Regions from separate parts of the Homo sapiens genome. Here regions 2, 3, 4 and 5 are each linked to region 1. Evidence: chromatin contacts called from ENCODE Hi-C or POLR2A ChIA-PET data. All regions are on one chromosome and are shown on one strand. The core of a region is the stretch at or near the end of the contact, and the rest is flanking DNA. Distances in the headings are between cores, read along the strand shown.

Region 1 (4,167 bases), core at 57-2,556:
GATGTGTGTTTGAGAATAGGTAGCACCAGTCCAGTGGTGGGAATAGATATTTATGCAGTCTGGTCTAAGCCAGGTATTTTCATATCAATGAAAACCTCACAACAACACACCAGCAAGTAGGCACATTAATGTGCATTTTTAAGCTAGACTACCGAGAGGCTGGTCTATTTGGCCAGGGTAAAAAAGCTAGTCAGTGGTAGAGTTATGATTTCAATTTAGGTGTTCTGGCTCCAGGCTCAGTGTTGCTGTTTACTAAAGGGCTGTGGAGGTGTCCTCCTAAATCCTTGCTGCTCAAAGTGTGAGCCGAGGCTAGCAGCGTCAACATCCCTTGTGCCTGTCCCAGAAATGGCAGGATCTCAAGCTCCACTCCAGACCTACTGAATCAGAATCCTCAGATGATTTAGGTCTACATTAAAGTTTGAGAAGCTCAGCCCTAAACCTTTTCTCCCACTTAGATTGAAAATATACTGAAGCATCACCTTCCTGGGACTCCCATCAAAATTCTTGTCTGTAGAAAGCTCTTGCCTGTGGAGAACAGGCTCAGGCTCAACCATCTGTATTTAGGGACACAAGGAAAAGTTGCCTATGGACAATTGCCTGTTGACTTAATTTTAGATTTAGCATCTCAGTTGGTTTCAATGATCCTGGGCAATTGTGCTTTTTGAGAGGCAGTATATATGAAAACACTTTGCAAAAATATAAAAGCTTTAGTTATCCATTCCAAAAACATTCACGAAGGCGCACCATATGCTAGGCACTTTGCCGTCAAAGAATTCACAGTTTAATGCAGCGATAGACCAGTAAACAGACCTATCTGATATAGAGGGAATACACTGGCAGTTAGAAAGCAGGGATTCTGAAGGAGCACAAAGGGGCACCAACTGGCCAAAATGTAATTGGGTATCATCATTTCCATTTCTAATTGTTTCCTCTGCCTGCAACAGGAACAGGACAGGACCAATTTGCAGGTGCCATCCGGGGTCTCAGAGCCCATCTCAAAGTGTGGTGACCTAGATGTCATCTTTGAATATAGAGCCGCCAGCCAGAAGCTCACAGTGACCATTGTGAGGGCACAGGGCCTCCCAGATAAGGACCGAAGTGGTGTCAACTCCTGGCAAGTTCATGTAGTGCTGCTGCCTGGTAAGAAACACAGGGGCAGGACGAACATACAGAGAGGGCCCAACCCCGTCTTCAGGGAGAAGGTCACCTTTGCCAAGCTGGAGCCCAGAGATGTGGCTGCCTGTGCTGTCCGCTTCCGCCTGTACGCTGCCCGGAAGATGACCCGAGAGAGAATGATGGGAGAGAAACTATTCTATCTCAGCCACCTGCACCCAGAAGGGGAAATGAAAGTGACTCTGGTTCTGGAGCCAAGAAGTAATATAAGCGTGAGTATGTTAAATGGTGCTGCTAATGATGTGGTGTGTTCGAAGACCTGGGATTGTCAGCCCTTGATTTAGTACGTTCAGTCTGTGAATTCAGAGACTTTAATTTAATTTTCCATTTGGCTCTCCTCACCCTTGTAAGCCATGATTTGCACTTCATGGTACAATGGGTCTTTCATGCCTGTCTTCCTGATAACCTGATGGATAAATGCCCTGTCCATTTTAGGACAAAATAGCAGCAGTGTGGTAGAGGGCATGGAGAAAAACAGGGAAGGTGGCTTGGCCCTCTGGATTGTGGATAACTGATCCTACTCCTCCTGCCCCCAATCTGCATCATGATGAATCTCAGAGATGGGACTTTCTGGGCAAGGTTCTTAACGGGTATGCTGGGGCAGACTGAGAGAGCAGCCCAGAACTTCAGCTGCTTCTGAAACCTTTCATTTGTGTTACTACCGTCTTCCCTCATACCCCATTTCCCTGCTTGCCACAGGGTTTCAAGGAAAGGTGTCATAATTTACATGCCTACAGGATGGGCAGCTCACTACTGCTGTGGGTTATATGTCATGTAGTATGCCCATCTCCTTTTACAAAACCACGTTAACAGATCAGGGAGCTCTGTAGGCTCTGGATTCAATCAGTCATTCATTCAGAGATGTTTACTGTCAATTATGGTATAGGCAAAGTGGATGCAGGAAAGAACTAAGCAGGCGATGCCTCTGCCCTTGGAGAGCTTGCAGTCTAGTGGTGGCCAAGTAGGCAAGGAGACAGAGTGATAGGCTGCCGCTTGTTTAGAGGATCAGAGAAAGTTTCTTTGAGGTGGTGATAAAACGCCGGAACTCAAAGCATCGAGAGAGCGAGGCTGGTGCTGTGAGGAGGATGAGAGTTCCAGACAGAGTGAACAGCACATGCAAGCAGTCAGGATGTGGGGTGGCCGGGGGAGTGGGGAAGCTTGTCATATCTGAGGAAGAACAAAGGAGACAGAAAGTCTGGACTGTAGTGGTGGCAGATCTGTCTGCTTAAATGTCCAATGATGTCTCAAAATTAACGTCTTCAGGCCTGAAATCCTGATTTTTGCCTCCCTAAATCTATTCCCCCTGCAGTCTTCTCCATGTTGCTTAAAGGCAGTTGCATTCTTCCAATTGCTGGGGTCAAAAATCTCAGAAGTCATCTGTGACTTTTCTGTTTTCCACCTGAAATCCTATTGGCTCTATCTTCAGGTACAACCAGAACCTGGCTCTCTGCTGGATTACTGAAATAGCTGCTCAGCGGTGGTCTTTCCACTTCTGCCTTTGCCTCTACAGACTCTTCTGGACATGGGAGCCAGAATGAGCTTTTTAAAGTTATAAGCCAGATGATGTCTCAGCTCTGCTCAGATCTCCCTTTTTTCTTAATATCTGAGTAAAGCACATCGGAAATGATGGAAAACAGAATGCAGTGGAGATCAGAAGGGATCCTGCGTGATAGAGCTTGGGAATGGGGATGATCACACCCATATTTATGCTTGCTAGGCCCTATGCTGTGTGCTGGTGGCACGGAGTTGAATGGGGAAAATGAGCTAGTGTAAAAGAACTTTGCAGGTGGAAGTCTTTCATTCACCAGTTATTTGTTGAGCACAGTTATGTGCCAGACATTAGGCTATGCACCAGGGACTGAGAGATTTATACGGATTCAGAATTTGATGGGAGAGGCAAGCAGTGAGTGACAGGTGCCACAGCGGGAAGCTTTTATAGGAGCACAGGAGGGGGAGTGAGTCTCACTTAAGAGTAAGCAAATATTTCATTGTTGAATTTTTATCTTCTAGACAGCAGGGTCTGTAAGACATCTATCACGACCACCTAGCCCTGCCGTTTACAAACTATGTTCCATACAGCCTCAGGTTAGGTGGGGGGCGCTCTGCAGAAATGTCTGTGGTTTGGTAAACAGGATACTTTCCTGCAGATGGGCAGAATATTTGATTCCTTTTATTGGTTCTAATTATTGAGTTTCTGGTCAGAAATTTGAAGAAATGATTTCAAACATTGAGAAGAAAGGTTTAAGTCAAGTCTAATGCCCTTGTTTCTGGTGGAGGAGATGGTGTTTCAGGGGGACAGGATTGCCTGCCCCCACAGGGTCGATTCCTACTCCCGTGCCTTGAGGGACAATCAGTGTCCTTCTCAGTTTTGTGCTCCTCCTCCCGATGTGCCCGTGCCTGGTGGGGAAGTGTAGGTGCTCAGGAGAAGCGTGCCCATGAATAAACATGACAGAAAGCTCAGGTTCTCCTGGGCTCACTTGGTGCCTGCCAGGTCGCTGAGACCCACAACCCATGTGTTGTCTTTTTTCTCAAACAGTTGTAAACGTGCTCATTTGTAATGTAAGTTATTTCTTTAAAAGGCAAAATTTGGCACCTGGCATATATTTAACAACCTTAAGCAGAACTAGGAGCCAAATGTTCTATGTGGGGGTAGACGTCCAGTGGTCATTTCTTTTATAGTTAAGACACAACGCCTCCTGTATTGCCATATTCATCAAGGAGCTGCAGAGAACAGAAACAAACCTCAGGCCTGGAGTGGAGGGGTTCCTTAGAAACATCCAAGCACAGATTACACAGGGGGGAATTTGAGTCTATATTGAATGTATTATTAACTCTCCTTGTATCTTAGAGGGTTTGATTTACACTAGTAATAACGTCTTTGTCCGTTTTGCCTTTAGAGAGGAAATATTGAATGGAGACAGCTCTTGAAACAAATATGTCAGTTCCTAATGCAGGGATCTCATCCGTGACTGTGCTCCCTGGGCCCATTGTAAT
Region 2 (4,002 bases), core at 17-2,516, 560 kb before region 1:
AAACAAAATAAATCCAATTTCTGAATCTCCTTTGTCTTCAATCACTTGGGAATTCTCTCTGAAACTACTGTGGGCATTTTAAGTAACCCTGATTACCCAGCAAGAACAATGTAGCTTTCAGACAAGCACAGAGGATAGAATAACTCTTTCTACCCTTCTATGCTTGCATGACAAAAGCTGTAGCTATTAAATACCGGTGCTCAATGAGCTAATGAATGGCAAGCCGGTAACTGTGGTTTTGGCATTTTAGTATTTGAGCCTCTGCCCTGTATGAACTTGTAATCTTCATTGTGTAGCCTTGTTAAGTTCAGCTGCTGAGTTACATGTTGGCATAGGAAGCTGAGGTACTCCTAAGCCAAAAACTGACCTCTGCATATTTCAAACTAAAGTCAGGAGGCTTAGGGTGACTTCTTTTGCTTTAAAAAAAATAAAGGCATGATTTCCCTTTAGAGTGGAAGCTGACCATGACTGTAAATGGCTCTATAATCTTTGGCTTTGTTTGAGTCACCCTCTCCATGTTCTGCTCTTCCGTTTGGATGCAAGCCAACATGAGGATAAGTGTTCTGCTTGGTCCTCGTTGTTTAATAATTGACCCTTCAAAACCACTTTCTTTCTCCAGCTTCATCAAAGAGAAGAATTTAAATTTTGATTTCAGGTTTCTTCTTTTCCCTCTTGAGTCTATCTTTAAGGGGTAAAACATGTGGCTTTTTATAAGTTTAAGTACTTTGGAGCAAAGTTTATGGAGTGTCCTTCCATCCCCTAAAAATAAGATAGGCTCTGAGTTGGCCAGGGCAGTCCCATTGGGGTCCATCTGAAATGCTTCTGTTTATCCCTTTGGTCAGCACCTCCTGCCAGGACCATGCTGGAGCTGCTAAGAAGGAAGACAGGTGCACAGACAGAGCCTTCTGGAATACAGTGCGGGGTATGCTATCATAGAAGTATAAACTGGGCACCCTAGGAGCAGAGTTGATATTGCTATGACTGTCTGGGGACATCAGGACAGACTTCATAGAGCAGGTATGAGATACTTGGGCTGAGGGCAGCACTGGTAGCCTGGAATTACATTATGCTCTTAATTGAACCCTCTTGGGATCCCAGTTTGAGCGATCTGTCTTATTAAATAGCACTTGGTATGAGAACAGCCATGGCGTTTCCTTTACAGCTCATACAGTTCTGAGAATGCCTAAAATTAGATTGAAATCAGGATTAAGGTGTCTAACCTGCCTTTGTGGCCTCGGGCATCCTGTGACCAGGATGAGTCACATCCCTGTCTTGCCCACTTGCGTCTTCTGAGAGCTGCGTCCCAAGACTTCCCCATGCAGAGCTGATTGTAATAGTTGACTGACAAAACTGATGGCCCAGCACTTTCTCTCCCTGCGCGATTCCTGCTGCCCATGACAGCAGCTGAGTAATAAGCAGTCAGACCTCTTACCTGGGACATTAGTCACAAGCTCTTAAGCAACTGCGGGTCAACGCTTGAGACCGTTTTGGATTTCTGTTAGCACTTGTTTCTGTTGCCCAAGAAGATCCTTTCCAAGACTTCAGCAGGCATACTGGCTTCGGGAAAATTCAGAAACTCAGTGACCTTGTTTGGAAATGTGAGTGATAGTGTTCTGGGCTCAGGTCCACACAGGCCTGGCTTGTCAGGCTAGGACACAGTGTCGATAAAGCTGGGCTCATGGGCTTTGTCCCCCCGGCCGTGCTCTCTCCTGGGGCTGCAGACTAGTGTGTCTAACCTCAGCCAGGCGCCTCTCTACTGTGTGCCCGCAGTCCCAGAGGAGCCAGGCACCCAGGCCTTATAGTGCCTCCCAAGTCAGAAAACACTTGTGGAAGAACTGAGAGTGGTGGCCTCCTTCACTGGGCAGGACCACGATCATCCTCACCCCTGCTCCCGTCCTGCGCTGCTACGATTGCAACCTTTTGTAGGTTAAACTGGCTGTGCTCATATTGTATTTATGTGGTGGGGCCAGGGGAGGAAGCAGCTTCCACAAATCAGCCCACTGAAAACAGTCACTTATATGGGACATGGGATTCTGCGTGGAGAAGGGCTGATTTGGAGCCAGGACTGGGTTTGGGTTAGAGACACAGAAAGCTTGCTTCGCTGAAGTGGGTGCACAGGTACTCAGCATGCCTTTGCCTTATGCCCCTGACACCCGGGGAGGCTGCTACTAAGAGCAGAGAAGTCTGTTCTATGTTCCATTGATCTGTGCCATGAAAGCTTTGCTGCTTTAACCACACTTATTGGGGATTCCTGGAATACCAGACTTGGTTTCCATTCCTGGGCATTTTCTAGTGGCCATTTTCTGTAAGACCTGTATGGCCAGGCTGTATCAACTCACAGGACAGCGTGTGGAAACCAGTCATGCCAGTTCTGTCATCACCTACCTCCTCCAAGCCAGCAACGTGATCCAGGCTGGACAGAGACCAACCTTTTGCCTTGGGCCATGCAGGCCAACAGACCTTGATTCTCACACTGAGGCAAGAAAATAGAACCTCGAGTGCCCTGACACAACCCACAGTGAATATGGCACTCCAGAAAGAGCAGTCAGCTGCAGCCACTGAGGAGACGCCACAGCGAGGGGGGCTCCAGGCGGCCCAAGGCCATGGCAGCCTCCCACAATGGCAGTTAACCACAAAGCTCCAGGCCACCTAGCATCCCCCCCGTGACCTGCAGCCTCCTTGTCACTGATCAGCCTATGTGGGTTGCCTCTGAGCATATTGTTCCTTTAAAAACCAAAGTGTAAATGTCTCACCCAAAAGGCCAAGCTGTTGCTCTGTCCAGTCTAGACTGTGCCTGTGAGGCTAGCAATGCCACCCTCCCTCTGTAACAGTGCCCTGGGGTATGGGTGGCAACAGGACAACCAGGTGCTTGTGCTGGGAAGCGGGTTTTTTTAAGAGAGCACTGCCTTTTATTTACAGACAGCTTTATCAGTACATGGCCATGTTCCTGCCGACCTTGAGGACTCTTTACCAAACAATCCTGCTGCTGAATATTCACTTCCTTCCACATGAATTTGCTCTTAGGGATTGGAGGAGGGGTGGAAATGCTTTCAACCAGTCTCCATAATCTAGGCTTCTTGTGCACCTGGGGTACCCACAAACAAACCCTGTTCTCACTCTGGTTTTCCTTTTCCTGATTAACATCCCCACAAACCTACTGGATTTAAGACAAACCCAGAAGTCATCATTTCTGCTGCTTCTCTCTATCCGTCTATCTCTAAGTGATTATCAAGCCTTATTACTGATTTTGCTTTCACCGAAGCCCTGCTTCCTTTCCCCTGACTAACTCCTTATTTTCCATTCCATTCATCACTGTCCTGGTTCAGGTCTTAACATCTCTTCCCTGGACGGTTTCAGCCTCCCCCAACTGATCTTTTCTTGTCCAGCCAGGAATCTGTTACTCCCTTAATGAGGGAGCATCAATGAGTTCCTTTTGCCTAATATGTAAAAATCAAAATTCCTTCGTGTGACATTCAGGACCCTTCATGGTTTGAAGGACTTAACTTTCCTCTGTAGCCCTGAGATTTTTCATGGCCCCAGCACTCCTCTGTCCTGTGCTGCCCGCCCCTCAGCCTCCTCCACCATACCCAGGGTTCTCTGAGTCCACCTGCACAGCCATACTGCTGGGCTTGCTGCCGTGTCCCTGCCCCATCCGCCTGTCCATGGCGGCCTTCTCACTCCCCTTCTCTGCCTGGGAGACTCTGACTCATGCTATCAGACCCAGCTCAATTTCTGCTTCTGCTGTGAGGCTGTCTCTCTCTCCTCCCACTAGAAGGAATTGTTCTCTCTTATGTTTCTCTCGTAGCACTTGGTTCATACCTTCATCGTGCCACTAGGATGATACAGCAATTGGTGTGTTCCCCCTCCCCACCCCTCCTGGTCTATCCTGTCCATGTGTGTGTGTGTGTCTGTCTGTATATGAAATATATATCTATTTGTTTTACACACACACACACACACACACACACACACAAAGTATTTCTTTCTTCTCTTTTCATTTTA
Region 3 (4,215 bases), core at 1,515-4,014, 620 kb before region 1:
CTCAAGAAACTTACAGTCATAGCGGAAGGGTGAAGGAGAAGCAAGCAGGGTTTCACGTGACAGCAGGAGAGAGAGAGAGTGAAGGGGGAAAAGCTACACACTTTCAAACAGCCAGATCTCATGAGAGCTCACTATCATGAGAAGATCAAGGGGGGAAATCTGCCTCATGATCCAATCACCTCCCACCAGGCCCTTCCCCAACATTAGAGATTCCAATTCAACATGAGATCTGGGTGGGGACACACAGCCAAACCATATCATGCCCTTAGCAAGGGAGGCTGGAAGAGCAAATATCAGGCCAAGATAAGCTGGCAGACCATGATTGGTTCACACCAACCTTGATTCAGCCCCTGGAGCAGGGCATTCTGCTTTTATTTAGAATCAGGCTCAAAATTGGGCTTTTGGTATCAATGAAGAGGGAAAATGGCCCTGGAGAAGGCACCAAGAGGGAGGGTCTGCCACAGATGTGTCAGAATCTTGCTGTCAAAAGGCATTCTGGGAGAGTGAATTCTGGGCATGTTCCTGGCCTGTGCCACCATCAAGGAAGTAGGGGATTCCACGAGAGCGGGATAGGGGCATCTGACTGGTCAGGGAGGCTGGCAATACACCTCTAGGGAAGGTAAAGCCATGCTGGGACCAAACGAGTGAATTAGAATTAGTTAGGCAGAGAATGAAGGTGAATATGTCATACAGGGTCAACAGCACACTATGGGTCTGCTGGTGAGACAGAGCATCAGGTGTGAAGGAGGCTCAGCACACACAGCATATCGAGGTTGAACAGGGGCCTTGAGAACTGAGGCAGCCGAGGTGGGCCAGGGCCAGGCCATGAAGAGCCTTGTAGGCTGTGTTAAGGGGTTTGGGTTTAGTCCTGAGAGCAATGGAAAGTCATGGAAGAAGTGGAAGCAGAGGAATGACGTATCAGGTTGTATGTTTTAATTATGAAAATCTAATTTCTTGCGATAGGTAATATAAGTATCCTCCAAATATTCATATCCTTTCTCCGAAAGAAACAAGTATTGCTCGTTTTATTTATAGCCTTTGAGAGAATTTTCTGTACATAAAAGCATATATATACAGCACATATATGCATACATGTTTATCTTTTAAAAACACAAATAATAGTATACTTTGCCCATGATTCTGTATTTTTAAAATTTAATTAATCTATTTTTTGAGACAGGGTCTCACTTTGTCACCAGGCTGGAGTGCAGTGACGGTTATGGCTCACTGCAGCCTCAAGCTCCCAGGCTAAAGCTATCCTCCCACCTCAGCCCCCTGAGAAACTGGGACTTACAGGCACATGCCACCACACCTGGCTAATTTTTGTTATTTTTTTGTAGAGATGGGGTTTTGCCATGTTTCCCAGGCTGGTCTCAAACTCCTGGGCTAAAGCAATCCACCCACCTCAGTCACTCAAAGTTCTGGGATTACAGGCGTGAGCCACTGTACCTGGCCACTTTATTTTTTTAAGACATAATATTAATAGTATATATTGGAAATTGTTTTGTATTTCTATATACCAAGCTGCCTCATTTTTAATGGCTGCATAGTACTCCATTTTAGAACATGACATAATTAATTTAACTTTTCCTCCTCTGTTGCTATGTATTGTGTTCCTAGTCTTTTATTTCAGTCATTGTTGCAGTGAGTCCCCTTGTACTTTTGTCTTTGTGTGCTTATGCTGGTGTTTCTGTATGACACATTATTAGTAGTAGTATTGCTTGGTCAAAGGGTATATGCATTTCACATTTTGATTGAGTTCAATTGCCCCCTCCCCCATTGTGGTTAAAGATAGTGAACGTTTTATTGTCCATGTACCACACATTGTTCTAAGTGCTTTATGTCTGTTATTTAATCCTTATAGTAACCCTCTGAAATAAGTTCTGTTATTATCACCCCATTTCACAGAGGAGAAAAGTTAGGTACAAAGAAGCTTAGTTCCTAAGTGGCAGAGAGCGTTTGAAGCCAGGTGGTCTGACGGCAGAGTCCAGGCAGGCTCTTCCTATTTGCTGGGCTGCGTCTCTAAATTCACACTCCCAAAGCTTGAGTGAGAAGGTGCATTTCCCCGCCTTCCCATCATGGCATGCTCTCTGTCATTTGGATCATCTCAGAGTTAGAAAAATGGTATATTTGAAGTTCCAACTTGCATTCCTCTAACTGTGAGTGAAGCTGGGCGTTTTCATACATTTCAGGGTCACTAGTATTCAAATCTGTGTTGGGAGGGCCACATGCAGCCTGGAGAATGGGTGGAGCAGAGAAGTCTGGGAGCTTGGTGACAGGACGCACTGAAGGAGATACATGGCTTGGACTCCCACGCCACCCCAGCGTTATCAAGAGAAAAAAAAATGGGGAGGCAGCTAATGGCTTCGTGGGCCTCGGCTCCCCTGCGCGCCTCTCCCTTCCCCTCTGCTCCTCATTGGTCCTCAGTGGCTCTTGATGGCCCTGGAGCCCATGCTGCTCCTGCCCCCATCCTCTGCTTTCCCTCTGCTGGATTGGTCCTTGGTTCCCCTGGAGCTCCAGTTCTCCCTGCCCCACACTGCTCCCTGGAGTAGCCTTGAAACGACTTCCTTGGCTGGGCACTTTGCCAACGTAAAGCCCCTCCCCTGCCCTCACCCCCTTGTTGGGCTCTTTTCTTGGAATAGAGGAGTGGAGTTACAGCTTGAGGCTTGAGAGGGATAGCTGGTAGCTGATACTGGTTGCCCGCCGGGGTTTCAAGCGCCAGCCTCCTGAACACCACCATGAACACCATGAGTCAAGCCGCAGAGCCAGGTGACCTCTCAGATCTTCTTCCTAGGGCCTGAGCCAAACATCACATGGTTTCCTATGACATGAGGTTAGATCATCTTCACCAGGTGGTAACCTTTGAGTCAAGCAGTCAACTGATATTTAGTGAGCTTACCTGGTCTTGCAGCAGCAATGGTTCCAAGTTACTACTGCTGAAGCAAAGAAAGAAGTATCTCATACCTAACAGGGGAATTTGATCTGTAAAAGGAAATTCTGGTGATTATAAGCAAAGATCTCATCAACAGATCATGTTATGGTAGAGTAAAATGAGGAAGTAACCTGGAACAGATTGGGAACCCAATCAATATAGCATATGCAATCAAAATGTTCCAGGAAAATGTATAAATTCTACAGTATACCAAAATTTTAGCGGCCACATGAGATTCCCAGTGTTTAGTGGGTGAAGCCTTTACTAGCATTGAAGTCTATTTTTCCTAGTGGAAGTTTTATGTTTGACCACAAGGTGGCAGTCATTACCGCAAAGTTACTTTTATTTCTCCACCAGAGAAACCAAAGGCATGGAACTGCCATTGCGGTTTAAGATGTGTGTGTTGTAGTAGATGTCTCCAAAGCAAAGGATAAAGGGAATGTACCCCTGCTTTAGGCTAAATGATAAAGAAGTAGTGGGAACCCACTTCAAAGAAGCAAGTGAGGCTGGGCGCAGGCAGCACTTTGGGAGGCCGAGGTGGGGCAATCACTTGAGCCTAAGTGTTTGAGACCAGCCTGGCCAACGTGGTGAAACCCCGTCTACTAAAAATACAAAAAGTAGCTTGGTGTGGTGGTGCATGCCTGCAATTCCACCTACTCCAGAGGCTGAGACAGGAGGATCGCTGGAACCCGGGAGGCAGAGGTTGCAGTGAGCCAAGATCGTGCCATTGCACTCCAACCTGGGTGACAGAGCACGACTTTTTCTCAAAAAAGAAAAGAAAAAAAAGCAGCAAAGGAGATTTTCTAATGCTGAGATAGAGGTATACAATTTTAGTTTTGCTGTCGTTGTTGCCTTCTTTGAGGTTTGCAAGGTATCGGACTCCACAGTACACATAGCATTTGCTCGCTGTGCATTCGTCTGTTGGAAGTCCTTATTTACTGTTGTAAAACTATCCCCATTTACTGTTGGAAAACTAACTATAAAGAACAGAAAGTGTTACTTGCTATGAGAAGTTACAGCAGAAAGATGCTTACTTTTTAGCTGCCCAGTGTTGCAGGCCCTGGCTTCTCAAGTAAGATGCTAATCAGTGTGTAATGCTGAACTGTGACAGTCTCCCCTGGAGAATTTAGGAGTGAGAGGGGGTGTTGGAGCCACTCTACCTGCAAAGCATTTCATTGTGAGGGCCTTTGTAAAAACAGCACTCTCCTCATGCAGCCCTGTGGAATCAGTCTCTCTGAAGCCCAGAGCAGGGCAGTAACTAGCCGAGGATCCCTTAGATTGTA
Region 4 (3,911 bases), core at 319-2,818, 640 kb before region 1:
AGGGATACCAGGAGACCTGGTGTTAATAAAGGGCACAGTGCAGGGTGTGTGGAAGATTTTAGTGTCAGTTCTAGCACAAGCTAGCTAAATGTGTCTCGGGGTACATTAACTTCTCTAGGCCCCAATTTCCTAGGTATTCATTCTTCTTCTAGACAATAGACAGTTGAATTAAAAAATCCTTTCTATCGACCAGGTGCAATGGCTCACACCTGTAATCCCAGCAGTTTGGGAGGCCGAGGCAGGAGGATCACTTGAGCCCGTGAGTTTGAGACCAGCCTAGCAACACAGCAAGACCCTGTCTCTTAAAAAAAAAAATCCTTTCTATTCCTAGAACTCTAGGGTAGTGTGAAGTAAGGGTTTTCACAGTTACACTAGGTAAGTTACTACCTGTCGGGTACTTCTCTAATTATGCTGTGCTTATTAACTTATCAAGTCCTCAAATGGCCCTATGAGGAACATATCCTTTATGTTCTATAGATGAGGAAACTGAAGCATTGGATGTTAAACAACTTGCCCAGGGCCACCGAGCTTATAAGGGAAGAAGCCGTCTGCACACCCCAGGCTCCAGATTCCACAGCCTCAACCACCAAACTCTCTTGTCTGTCGTCATATAGAAGGCTGTTCTGTTTTCTCAGTGTAGCCCCCTTAAAGATAAGCCACAGTAAACCACAGTGCTTTTGATATTAGGCAAATTAAACTTGAGTTCAATCGTATGTTACACTGAATCAAAGTTATATTCGCTGTGCATTTTACGCCAGTAATTCTGGAAACTAAAAAGTGCCATGCCAGAAATTTTCTCTGATTTAATTTGCTTACAATCATTTTAAAAATGAGGAGCTGTGATCCACGCTTTTGCCCCAGGTTGGAATATTTTAGAAGTACTTTCAAATATATATTTCTGCTGCTGGGATATAAAACCATAAATTCGAGCAGATAGAACAAAAGACCAAAGAGGATGATGTATTTACTGTTTTTGAGTTAAAGTTACAACAGTTTACAGAATCACAGCAACCGAGAATAGGAGTTCTCAGAGACATACTCCTCATCCACAGAAGCCTCACATGACCAACACAAGTTTCAGTCCAGTGCAACTTTTTGCAAATGAAAACTTACCCTGGGGTTGTTTGGTGACTCCTAGTCACATGTGCTTTCTAAAGTTCTCAAAACAAGCATGGGGTGACAGTCCAGTTTTATGAAATATAATTTTAGTTCAGAAGAGATGGGATTTTAGAATAGTTAATCTTCATTATATTTGACATAATTACTCTGCACCCTGTGGATGGGGTGGCTTTTCAAAACCCACTTCTGGTGAGGCAGACCAGGGCTCCAGGCCAGCACCCCTCTGGAGATTGGAATGTGAATTTCCGTGCTGGGACACAGAGCCAGCTTCCTATTTATTTAGAGCCATTGGGCACCTAAGGAGCCAAACAGAAGTTGTGATGCAAGTTTTGGCTGCAGAGCATGTTAGGGTTGCCTGACGTGTCTAACTAAAACATGATCTGAGAGATTTCTCAAAGCCCTGGTTGATTTAAGCACCATAGTATTCAATAGGGTTTTTTTTTAGTCCTTTTAACTCAGTCCTAAGTAAACAGGAGGCGGTGCAAACAATGAGGAAGTTCCCTCTGCATTCCGATGGTGAAGTGGGGTTGGAGTCTGTAGGCAAGTGAAGAGCGTGTGGGAGAGCTGTTTCCTTTTGCTCATGGCAGCAGTCTAGAACATGGTGACAGTGAAAGTCATTGGAAGCCATGGGGGCCCATTTTCTTTATGTGACCAAATGTCTTGCAAAGTCCCAGGTGTGTGTGTAGGTGCATGAGTGTGTATGTTTGTTTTCTAAACGAAGCACACGTGCAAAATAATGTAAAAGGGCAGAGTGAAGTTTGTCCATGTCCCTGTATGAAAGTGCATGGGAAGTGCCTGGGGCAGAAGTGAAAGAGACACGGCCCCAGGTCGTGAGAGAAGACATTGAGGTGCACTCCCGGCCTGCTGTGGGAACAGTGGGTTAGCATGTCACCGGTGCACTCCCAGGCTGCTGTGGCAACAGTGGGTTAGCATGTCACCCGGCTTTAGGATTTGGGGGAGTTTGCTCAGGCTCTGAGGCAGGTAGGTTAAGGCTAATTTAACTCTTAATGGTTGGAAGGAAAGAGGGAAGGGCCGTTTAGGAAGGTGAAAAGGCAGGAGTGAAGGTGGCAAGAAATGATTGGCATGCAGTTTTTTCCTAAATCCTCCTCTGGTTATAAGGAATCAACTGGAAAATTGCAGTGGCAATAGCTGTTAAGAAAAAAAATAGGATTCAGTTGATGAAATATTAAACATGCAAGTGGGCTGGTCTTTTAACCAATCTTTGTAGTATTAAGGGATTAAAAAGTTAATTCTTGGTAATTAGATCCCCAGGGAGAACTTAATTTGCATCTATACATGATAAGTGTTTACTATTAATAATTCAAGACAAGTTTTGCTTTGGCCGGTATTGAGCTGGGTCTCAGGCTGGTGATAACAGAGGCTGGATAGAGAGTGATACCATTAGCCTAATTTTGTCATCTGCAAGCAAAGGAATGTTAAAATCTGTTCACTTCGTGGTTTCTAAATGACTTCTAGAAGTATCATGAGTGGAAGAGGGCAGTGTAGTGTAGTAACTTTTGTTCTTCCGCAGTCCTTAGAACCTGTCAGGATTATTGGTTATGACACTGTTCCCACAGGGTGGACAACAGGGGCATTTTTATCTTCTTGAGACATATGGGAAACTTAAGAAGGAAAGTAACTAGGCTGTTTGCCAAAGATTACACCTACCTCCAAACAAAAACTGAGGCAGGTATAATTTTAACTGTGCTGGAATCTCTGAAGATGTTGGTGTCTTGGCCAAATTCATTTGGACTCTTTCTGCATTTCACTCTTTGAGATCTATTGTGTAGACTCTAATTTCTTTGACAGGTATTGTCACATTGGTCTCCACAAAAATTATTATTGAAAGCCAGGCATGGTGGCTCACGCCTGTAATCCCAGCACTTTGGGAGGCTGAGGCGGGTGGATCACAAGGTCAAGAGATCAAGACCATCCTGGCCAACATGGTGAAACCCTGTCTCTACTAAAAATACGAAAATTAGCTGGGCTTGGTGGTGTGCACCTGTAGTCCCAGCTGCTTGGGAGGCTGAGGCAGGAGAATAGCTTGAACCTGGGAGGTGGAGGTTGCAATGAGCTGAGAACACGCCACTGCACTCCAGCCTGGTGACAGAGTTAAACTCTATCCAAAAATAAAAATAAAAAATAAAAAATTATTATTGAAATAACTACATTTTTTTTCTTTTTTTTTTGGAGAGAAAGTCTTGCTCTGTTGCCCAGCTGAAGTGCAGAGGTGCAATCATGGCTCATTATAGCCTCAACCTCCTGGGCTCAAGTGATCCTCCCTAGTAGCTGAGACCACAGGTGCACACTTGGCTTTTTTTAAAATTTTTTTTGGTAGAGAAGGAGTTTCATTATGTTGCCAGACTGGTCTCCAATTCCTAGGCTCAAGTGATCTCCCACCTCAGCCTCCCAAATTTCTAGAATTAAAGATGTGAGCCACTGCACTTGCCCTAAATAACTACATTTTTTTGAATGCTGCGATGTGCCTAGCTTTGTGCTAAGCTCTTTGAATGTGTTACCTGATTCAGTCCTTGGGAAAACCCTAGGAAGAAGGGGCCACCTGATTTCTAGATGGGAACCCTGAGGCTTAGCAAGAAAAAGAGAGCCGGTGTGGTAGGGTCAGGACTGGAGCCCGGTTTATACTCCTACTGACAGGATGGGGATGCCTGTTTCACCTCACCCTTGTTAAAAAGGACACTTTAGCAATCCTTTTAAGTATTTGCCAGCTTAAGAGGTAAAAATGTGATTTAGCTTCTGGTTCTTATGCGTCCGTCTTGGGTAGCATTGGACAT
Region 5 (3,938 bases), core at 957-3,456, 580 kb before region 1:
AGGATAACAGTACTATCCATTCCATGGAGTTACAGTGAAAATTAATTCATGTGGCTTGCTTATTCCAGTGTCTGACATCAGCAAATCCTCCATATACATTATCAGTTGTTAAGAAGAAAAGTGATCCAGGGAAGGAAATTAAACAATGAATTTACTTGAAAGACAGATTCCATAAGGAAATTGTTGAATAAATTATGGTTATACCCGTACTGTGGAATATTATGCAACAATTAAAAGAAAGAATACATTAGATCTACATATATTGACCTGGATGGTTTGTCCCTGATAGACAAATAAATGAAAAAAAGAGAGATGTGTGCTCATTTTAATCCCATTAAAAAAAAAAGCAGTAGCGAAAGCTACACCAAGAGTCTCGTACGTTTCCTCATTTGTCATGGCTACATAAGGGCTTGCATCTTGAGCTCTTTTTTGTTCATTTCATTTGTTATCCCTCAATTTCTGGCACAGGGCATGGCAATATTTCTTTTTTCTTGTCTTCATTTCTGTTTTATTTCTAGCAACTGAGCCAACATTTGTCTGCAGGAATTCATGGTGGGGAGTAAGTGATGAGAAGATGGGTGGAAACACAGTATCATTTATTGACTAAAGAGCAGTGTCACTTTAATTTAATTTTAAAATGTAAATTAATGCATATACATAAAAAGGACACTTTTAGCTGTTCTAAAATGATTACAGTGAATGCTAAATCCTCTTCATACCCTTGTCCCCAGTCTCTCAATTCCTCTTCCTCAAGACATGTCCTTATATGTCCTTCCAGAAATGGTCTATGCATATGCAAGCTCTGCATTTGAATGTCTCCTGTTGAAAAACAAATGGTGGTATATTATCTACCTGAAGAACAGAGATTTTTTCCTAAGTCTTTAGAGAGATGAAATCTAAATCCTTAAAGAAAGGTAGTAGGTAGGCAATCTTTTCTTTTCTTTTCTTTTCTTTTCTTTTTTTTTTTTTTTTTCCGAGATGGAGTCTCACTCTCACTCAGGCAGGAGTGCAATGGCATGGTCTTCACTCACTGCAACCTCCACCTCCCAGGTTCAAGTGATTCTCCTACCTCAGCCTCTTGAGTAGCTGGGACTATAGCACATGCCACCACACCCGGCTAATTTTTGTATTTTTAGTAGAGACGGGTGTCACTATGTTGGCCAGGCTGGTCGCAAACTCCTGACCTCGTGATCCGCACACCCCAGCCTTCCAAAGTGCTGGGATTACAGACATGAGCCACCATGCCCATTCAATCTTTTCTTTTATCAGAAGGGTCTATGGGTGACAGTTCAAGTCCTGGAAATAATTCTGCTATCTCTTGTTGGAGAAAGTGCTGGTTTTTTCAGATCAGGCAACAGGCTTATAAACGTTTATTGCAGTTACAAGCTACAAAGAAAGATTTCTTTCCAGCACTACTGCTCCAGGTAGAGCAGTTGCACCAGTCATTATTTATAACTGGATTAAAGAGTAGCAGCACATACTTCTACCGTGGTTATAGAGTGCCTTCTGTTGTACAGAGTGGACTGCTTATTCACCAGGGAGTTCTCAAACACCTTTCTCTATGGGCGCTGTCCCAAATAATGTCAAGAGAGAAAAAATTAAAAATGAGCTCCTGCCCTCTAAGAACAGATGGGAGCAGCCCCAAATCTTGCAAATGAAGCAAGAGGGGGTATTCAGTCTTTAATCCAAGCAGCTAGAAGCTTGCCTTTCCCAAGTTCACCGAGTGAGGATTTTAACACTCCTTTGACAAAGAAATGGGGCCGAGCAGCAGAGGAAGGCAGGTGACACTGAGTCATGGAATTCACCCTTTCGAGCCCTTCCTGGGGGATGTGTGGCTCTTGGGTTGGTTCTTGAAGGAAAGGAATGAATGTAAGAGAGGAAGGGAAGCAGGCTTTTTTTTTTTTTTTTTTTTTGACTCCTACACAGAAGGTGGAATTGAGAAAAATATACTGTGGCGGTGAAATCAACTTACAAAACTGAGGAGGAAAATTTTGACAAAAGCAAACCCAAAATCTGATTACTGTGGGGCTGTCCATTTTATTGCTGCACCAAGGAGCAGGGTAGATACTATTTTGGCCTAAAGAACACTGAAATTTTGTTTTCTCATTTGCAAATAGACAGGTTCAAACCCGTCAGAGGCCGTAACTGAGTTTCCCTGTGACTGATTTGTATGTGTGTTAGTGGTTTTTTTTTTTTTTTTCCTGTAAGAATCTGGTTGAGTAATTCAGAAGGTTAAAAAACAACCAAACAGAAATAAGTGAGAAAAGTTAACTGAGGTCTGCCACATATGCCGGGAAGGTGCCCACAGACTGGCAGAATCTGTGCAGTCTTTGTCTGTTTCTGCCTATGCAAATACTAAGCCACGCTCAACAGAGCTTGAGCGTTGTATCTGTTCAACTGCCATTTAAGAAATAGGACTCTGTTCTCAACAGCTTATTCCTTGGGGTTTCAGAATGTAAAATATGAAGTGTGTATAATCACAGGCCAGGTTCCCAGCATTTCTCGGCATTTCAGCTTTGGCAGGAGGAATGGGAAAAACTGAAGTTTTTATGTCCAGGAAGGCTGAGTGTAATCTTTGTTCTGTGGCACTGGGAAAGGAAGTGAATCTGTTACAAAGCGCTTTACCTCTGAAGCATGTCTCAGGGGCAGCTGTGCTTTGTGCCATGTATTCTGTTTTCATAAAAAGAAAGAGGTAGAGTCGAGGGCTTACCATGCAGAGTATTTTCACAGTATCTCACTTGATATATCATCCAGGGAAAGTGACCTGTGTTATACTTTGTGTTTTAAGATATAACTCTAGAATCAAAAACTTACCAGAGAAGCTCAAGATACTTTACTTTGCAAGAATTAATTCTCAAGATAAAAACTCATCAGAGTTCAAGATAAGAAGGGTTCAATTAACAACACATTTTAAATGGAAGAATTATTTAAAAAATTGTTTTAACTTTGAATGAGCTTAGATTAACTTACCTGTTGCAGAGGTAGGTCAGACCCCATGTCATCATTTGCCCAGAAAAGTCCCAGTTTGCTCCCATAATCCCCCTTCATGACCCATTTTACTCTCAGAGGCCCATTTTGTTTATTGGGTTTTTTTTTCTTGAGAGAGTCTCGCTCTGTTGCCCAGACTGGAGTGCAGTGGTGCGATCTCGGCTCACTGCAACCTCCACCTCCTGGGTTCAAGCCATTTTCCTGCTTCAGCCTCCTGAGTAGCTGGGATTACAGGTGCTCACCACCACCCCCGGCTAATTTTTGTTATTTTTAGTAGAGATGGGGTCTCACTATATTGGCCAGGCAGGTCTTGAACTCCTGAATTTAAGTCATCTACTCACCTCGGCCTCCCAAAGTGCTGGGATTACAGGCATGAGCCACCGCACCCAGCCGTCTGAGGCCCATTTTGGGCGGTACACTGCATGGTCATCATACAAAGAGGTGTCTGCATTTCTACTTTTTTTTCTTTAAGATGGTAGAACCAAACAAAAAAGGGTGTTTTTACAAATTGAGAGGGGTCCCTCTGTAGGAGGGGAATTTCTCCAGCATTTTCCTTTGATGGAGTATTCTCCTCTCGTTCAGAAATAGGAAATTTAGTAACTAAAGCATTAAGAACAGATTTATTTTTTAACATCAGTCACTACCTTAGTTTCAGAGACACACTGGGGGAAATTGCCTTTCCCTTACGCCTCTTGTTTTATGTCCTTTATATGAGATGTTAATATATTTACATGAGGTATAAATTTGTCTGTAACTTTATAGGTTTGTATTCATTTATTAATCCATCCATCCATTCATTTACTCATTCAACAAATGTTAATTGAGACCTATTTTTTGCCTGGAGATATAATAGTGACCACAATAGGCCTGCTCCCTGCCCACAGGAAGCAGGCATTCTAGTGTAAGCACACAAACAAGTAAAAGTAATTACCAATTGTGAAAGTTACATG

The links. A loop is a pair of places that touch in the nucleus more often than their neighbours do. ChIA-PET counts read pairs that join two places held with the same protein, here RNA polymerase II (POLR2A). Pooled maps may share reads with other maps.
Region 2: a loop to region 1 is called in a pooled map, with 4 times the contacts of the local background. The contact joins two enhancer-like sites. A Hi-C loop is called at or near these places in 2 of 50 pooled maps. POLR2A ChIA-PET finds 5 or more read pairs at or near these places in 2 of 52 experiments (A673 and activated CD4-positive, alpha-beta T cell).
Region 3: a pooled map shows a loop between it and region 1 (2.2-fold over the local background). The contact joins two enhancer-like sites. A Hi-C loop is called at or near these places in 1 of 168 maps with a recorded cell type or tissue (OCI-LY7), 7 of 37 single-sample maps with no recorded cell type and 6 of 50 pooled maps. POLR2A ChIA-PET finds 5 or more read pairs at or near these places in 1 of 52 experiments (activated T-cell).
Region 4: a map with no recorded cell type shows a loop between it and region 1 (2.9-fold over the local background). The contact joins two enhancer-like sites. A Hi-C loop is called at or near these places in 1 of 37 single-sample maps with no recorded cell type and 2 of 50 pooled maps. POLR2A ChIA-PET finds 5 or more read pairs at or near these places in 2 of 52 experiments (CD8-positive, alpha-beta memory T cell and naive thymus-derived CD4-positive, alpha-beta T cell).
Region 5: a loop to region 1 is called in a map with no recorded cell type, with 7 times the contacts of the local background. The contact joins two enhancer-like sites. A Hi-C loop is called at or near these places in 2 of 37 single-sample maps with no recorded cell type and 3 of 50 pooled maps. POLR2A ChIA-PET finds 5 or more read pairs at or near these places in 1 of 52 experiments (GM12878).

The regions. Positions count from the first base shown.
Region 1 is chr14:62,079,890-62,084,056 of GRCh38, forward strand. It overlaps SYT16 (synaptotagmin 16), which reads left to right. Exons shown (of 8, transcript NM_001367656.1): 6 at 945-1,385. Among named protein-coding and RNA genes, the nearest start is that of LINC00644, 58 kb to the right of the region's middle. RefSeq lists an enhancer at 1,183-1,302. Within about 2 kb of position 1,307, at least 3 of the 41 ENCODE cell types and tissues checked have a DNase peak (open chromatin) inside an H3K27ac peak, as active enhancers do; they include GM12878, where a contact is called at or near this core.
Region 2 is chr14:61,524,210-61,528,211 of GRCh38, forward strand. All of the region lies in intron 10 of PRKCH (protein kinase C eta), which reads left to right. Among named protein-coding and RNA genes, the nearest start is that of PRKCH-AS2, 19 kb to the right of the region's middle. RefSeq lists an enhancer at 1,159-1,308. Within about 2 kb of position 1,267, at least 33 of the 41 ENCODE cell types and tissues checked have a DNase peak (open chromatin) inside an H3K27ac peak, as active enhancers do.
Region 3 is chr14:61,458,692-61,462,906 of GRCh38, forward strand. All of the region lies in intron 9 of PRKCH (protein kinase C eta), which reads left to right. Among named protein-coding and RNA genes, the nearest start is that of PRKCH-AS2, 85 kb to the right of the region's middle. RefSeq lists a silencer at 2,660-2,954. Within about 2 kb of position 2,765, at least 10 of the 41 ENCODE cell types and tissues checked have a DNase peak (open chromatin) inside an H3K27ac peak, as active enhancers do.
Region 4 is chr14:61,437,628-61,441,538 of GRCh38, forward strand. All of the region lies in intron 2 of PRKCH (protein kinase C eta), which reads left to right. Among named protein-coding and RNA genes, the nearest start is that of PRKCH-AS2, 110 kb to the right of the region's middle. RefSeq lists an enhancer at 1,646-2,015. Within about 2 kb of position 1,569, at least 21 of the 41 ENCODE cell types and tissues checked have a DNase peak (open chromatin) inside an H3K27ac peak, as active enhancers do.
Region 5 is chr14:61,501,110-61,505,047 of GRCh38, forward strand. All of the region lies in intron 10 of PRKCH (protein kinase C eta), which reads left to right. Among named protein-coding and RNA genes, the nearest start is that of PRKCH-AS2, 42 kb to the right of the region's middle. Within about 2 kb of position 2,207, at least 9 of the 41 ENCODE cell types and tissues checked have a DNase peak (open chromatin) inside an H3K27ac peak, as active enhancers do; they include GM12878, where a contact is called at or near this core.